Regions from separate parts of the Homo sapiens genome. Here region 1 is linked to region 2. Evidence: chromatin loops called from intact Hi-C (ENCODE). Cell type or tissue: heart right ventricle. All regions are shown on one strand.

Region 1 (2,500 bases), 260 kb before region 2:
CCGGACTTCCTGCCTTCAAATTCAGGCTGTACCACTCACTGGCTATTGAAACCACCTTTGCAAAAATTGTAACTGAGGAAATTATGACAATAGCCCTTTCCTGAAAAGATCCACTTCTTGCCCGGGGACCAGTCTGCCTTTGTAAGACTAACAAATTAGCTACAAGATTAGAAATCAAGGTTTAGGGGCTGTGCAGCCTCTGACAGCAAGGGTCTGAACCTCCCCAAGTTGTTCCTGGGGACAGTGTCACTATTGCAAAACCTAAGATCAGTGCTTGAGATATTTTGCAGATCTTGCACTACAGCAGCTGAGGGATCAGCTGACACCACCCGGATCGGTAACCTAGCTTAACCAGTTCTGCGATCCTACCCGGGAACAAGGTGAACGCCTTCGGGCTGGGTGGTACACTATTTGACCTTGGGCTAGTTACTTAACCATTCAGTGCCTCAGTTTCCTCATCTGTAAAGAGAAGAGATAATAATATACCTACCTCATAACATTCTTAGGAGGATTATCTGAATTAATGAATTAATGCGTGAGCAAAGGGCTGCGAGCAGGCCTAATACATAATGAAAGCTCAATAAATGTTAGCTGTTTTTATTATGTAACTTCGGAAATGCAGCTATGTGCGCTCAGAAAGAGAGAGAGAAGGGAGAATGATGTACACAATGTGGGCGATTCTGCCTGGACATGATCCCAGCTGTGAGAGAGATGTGGGGGTGTGGATCCACAGCTCGGAATCCCACACACCCCTGAGAGAGAACAGAACCTAAAATTACAGTTCGCAAATGCATGCAATCACCACCATATACTGCTGTTCTTTATGGTCCGTGCATTTATTGCTGCAAAGGACTATATTTAGAAAACTGCCCATATTATACTTTATGAGTGACTTAAAGGATTTTTAGGAGTTCTTTAAAAGTTTTTGTTTATTTTTATAATTTTCTCCTTGCGTTAGAACCTAACACTCACATTAAATGCTCTCCCACAGTAAATATATTTCGAAATGACAAGTGCTAGAATAAATGGGTGAGGATTTTCCAAAGGCTGTTTTGCTGATAGTTGGGGATAGGGAAGGCAAAGCTAGACCCCCAACCTCTGGACTCTGAGTCCAGTGTTCTTTCTTCTGTAATCAGGACCCTGGGGGGACAACCCTGACATACTTCCAAGGACCCTGGACTTCAGCTCCTGGCTCCCTGCTCAGAAGGGAGGGGTGGATCGTCTAGGGCCCAAGGCAGAACCTGAACTGAGTTCCCATTCTAAGAGGGTGTTTGGAGTGAGGTGAAAGGGAGACAGGGATTCTAACCCCAGCTTCACAGCTGGCTCTCTCCGTGTGAGCTCCCTAAGCCTCAGCACCCTAAGCGTGTACAGAGGTAAATATTCTGCGCACAGCAGCTGCCCAAGGCCATATTCCCTTCCCTCCGCCCCGCTGTGCACATTGGCTGCAATGTAGCTTTAGGCCAGTAGGTGGTGGTGCCGCCCAAGAAGCAGGAAAAAAGCAGGGAAAGAAAGGGATGTGCCTGGATGGTGGATCCACTGAGGTCCTGCTGATCCCAGGCCAGGAAGCGGGGACATTGAGAGCCGAGATAGGAGTCCAGGCCACTTGAGTGCTTGCCTATGCCCCACATATGAAGGCACGCCAAGAGGCTCACATACGTGCATAACCAAGGACCAACCTTGCGCCTGAAGGAGGCCTTTCACATATGAGCTCCTCGAATCCGCACACTTGCCCTATGGAGAGTGGCAGTATGGTCCCATTTTACAAGTGAGAAAACTGGACCAAGAGAGGCAAAGTGACCTGCACTAGGTCACACAGCAAGTCCATGGCAGAGATGGATTTGATCCACTCCTGTAATAATATTAACAGCCAACTCCCATGTAATTCCTGCATGTGCTGATACTGTCCTAAGCATGTCTGTACCTATGCACTTATTCAGTCCTCATGACAGCCCTACGAGGTAGGTATGAGTAGTATTTTTACTCTCACGTTACAGAGGAGGAAATGGAGGCACTGAGAGGTCAAGCAACTTGCCCAAGGTCACACAGTCAGATCTGCGATTTTTTTTTTTTTTTTTTTTTTTTTGAGACGGAGTTTCGCTCTTGTTGCTCAGGCTGGAGTGCAATGGCGTGGTCTCGGCTCACTGCAACCTCCACCTCCTGGGTTCAAGCGATTCTCCTGCCTCAGCCTCCCGAGTAGCTGGGATTACAGGCAGGCGCCACCACGCCCGGCTAATTTTGTACTTTTAGTAGAGACGGGATTTCTCCATGTTGGTCAGGCTAGTCTCGAACTCCCTGCCTCAGGTGATCCGCCCACCTCAGCCTCTCAAAGTGCTGGGATTACAGGTGTGAGTCACAGCACTCTGCCTGATTTTTTTGTTTTGTTTTGTTTTTTGTTTTTGTTTTTTAATAGGCATCCTAATAGGTGTGAAGCGGTATCTCGTGCTTGCAATTCTGATTTGCATCTCCCTAATGATTACTGACGCTGAGCATCTTTTCCTCT
Region 2 (2,500 bases):
TCTTCCCAGGGCCTTTTCCTAGTTAAAGAAACACTTAACTAAAAAGGCTGTGTGGTAAGGTCATGCTCAGTTCCTTCCTCAAAAAATGAGTCTAAAATTGGTTTATCCTGAATCCGACTTCCCCCACTGTCATCACTTACCCTTGCCCTTCTTTTTCCTCAGAACACCTGAACTTTTGTTGTATTATTTTGTATCTCCCCACTTGCATGTAAACTCCCTGGTGACCTTGCATGTCTTATGCAATCCTCATTAAAACCTTTTGTTTTTTTTTTTAAGTGGGTTCGTTTTCCCTCAGGATCGAAGAGTATTGAATGGAATGGCACGAGGAAAATATTTAACACCCTACTTGGCTTGTAATAATAGGTGCTTAATAAATTGTAGTTCCACTCTCCACTCCATTGCCCCCTTTCTCTCCCTACACACACACACCCACCCACCCACACACACACACACACACACACAAAGTAAATGGAAGTATTGTTGCATAAAGAGCATCTCAAAATCCTAAGAACTTTGCCCTTGAGTTTGCAGCTATAATTACAAGCCACAGGCCAGACTGAACTAACATGACAAGTAACTTTATTTAATGAGACCCTGATAAATAGGTATCTGAAGACTAAGGAATGATCCTGGCCAATTTAGTAGACTTAGATGCTGCAGTCTCCCTGCTTTTCCCCTGCTGTATTACCTGTGTGTAATATAGGTTGAATATCCCCTATCCAAAATGGTTGGGACCAGAAGTGTTTTGAATTTTTTTGGATTTTTGGAATATTTGCGGAATACATACCAGTTCAATATTCCTAATCTGAAATTTGAAATATTCCAAATAGCATTTACTTTAGGCATCATGTTGATGCTTAAAAAATTTCAGATTTTTGAGGATTTTGTATTTTCAAATTAGAAATGCTCAACGTGTAATACGAAATTCAGACTATTCTCCAAGTAAAACATATGTAGATGGTGTCACAAGATGTTCTGGACTCAATCCTATGTAAATAAGTACTTCCTAGACTTTATAGCTCTCCTTTGATTCTGTGCTAAATTTAACCATTAGAGAAGCAATGTAATGTTACTGCAAGTGGTCTACCTCTAACAGAGTTCTGTCTGGCAGTGTGATTTTTTTGATCAGTTAACCTCTCTGAATCTTTTCTTCACAGGTGATTTAAATTGTTATTGTAAAACATTTTAGGCATGTACCAAATTATAAAGAAAGCTGTAACACATCCATAATCCTACCACCCAAGTTGAATTTCCATTGCCAATACAGACCAAGCCCCCTTTTTGCCCTTTTTTGGTGATACCCTCTTCTTCCTCCCTTCCCCAGAGGTCCCAATATTTCCTATCTGTTAAATTGGGGTATAAGTACTGATTTCATAGAGCGGTTGTTCAGATTCTATGACAGATGCCTGGTATATGGTAGAGTTACACCAAATGTTGGTTTCTCTTCTAAATTGTACAGTTGTGCAGACTATGTACAGTAAAAGGATGCTACATTATAGGGAGGCCATAGATGTTTGCATTTGGAAAATTTCTGACTCTTTTCCAGCAGGTGGCAGTAAAGTGTCTTTACTAGAAGAAAAAATATCCAAGCATTAAACATGACAGGTTTTCAACGGGTACAAGTCAAGTTTCTGATTGAATGAAGGCCAGCATTGCCTTGTTCCCACTCCCTCTATGGAAAGCCAGATATTTTGCACTGTAGCAAATTACAAACTGGATTTGTCTCCCTGTCGCTCTACTCACTAGAAGTTTTTTGTTTGTTTTGTTTTTTGATACGGGTCTTGCTCTGTTACCCAGGCTAGAGTGCAGTAGCGCCATCACAGCTCACTGCAGCCTCAACCTCCCAGGCTCAGGTGATCCTCCCAACTCAGCCTTCCAGGGACTACAGGCACGAGCCATCATGCTTGGCTAATTTTTTTTTTTTTTTTTTTGGTAGAGATGAAGTTTTGCCGTGTTGCCCAGGCTGGTCTTGAACTCCTGAGCTCAACAGTCTACCCGCCTTGGCCTCCCAAAGTGCTGAGATTAGAGGCATGAGCCACCACACCTGGCCCACTAGGGATTCTTATTGGCCTCAATGTGAGAAGCCCTTCCCCAGGTACCTCCAGATGGAAGCTTACAGGATGGTCAGTCCATTTCTTAGAGAAGTTCCTGGGGGGATTGAGTATTTCTGAGTCAGCTTCACTCTTGCATCATCTGCTTTGACAGTTTTCTTGGCTCCTGTAATGAGAAAAAGGGAAAAAAATGCTGCAGCAGCTGGGGCTGGCTTCCTGATCCCACCCTGGGAATCAGAGTCTCAGCTATTGATAAACATTTCTAGCCATACCTAGAAGGAGAGGACCTTGCTTCTGTGTGTTGAACAGTTCCAAGAACTCCATGGTGAACTTCCTATGAAGAACCCTCCATAACCCTCAACCCTTCAAACCTGACGGTATACCTCATTTTGTTCTCCCGTCTCTGGCATTCCTCACCCACCCACGCTGACTGGTCTTTCCAAAGTTCA

The links. A loop is a pair of places that touch in the nucleus more often than their neighbours do. Peaks named below come from ENCODE experiments on the same cell type or tissue, not always from the same donor. Only the 100,000 strongest peaks of a DNase experiment are listed, where the experiment ranks them.
Region 1: a loop joins it to region 2, with 3 times the contacts of the local background. A loop is called at or near these places in 4 of 110 quality-filtered maps.

Annotation. Positions count from the first base shown.
Region 1 is chr20:738,168-740,667 of GRCh38, reverse strand. No RefSeq gene overlaps it. Among named protein-coding and RNA genes, the nearest start is that of SLC52A3, 29 kb to the left of the region's middle. In heart right ventricle, CTCF peaks have their summits at 1,255 and 1,460 (motif pointing right); a DNase peak (open chromatin) is centred at 1,487.
Region 2 is chr20:478,197-480,696 of GRCh38, reverse strand. It overlaps CSNK2A1 (casein kinase 2 alpha 1), which reads left to right. Exons shown (of 14, transcript NM_177559.3): 14 at 1-2,500. Among named protein-coding and RNA genes, the nearest start is that of TBC1D20, 17 kb to the right of the region's middle. In heart right ventricle, a CTCF peak has its summit at 1,535 (motif pointing right); no DNase peak of the experiment used is centred here.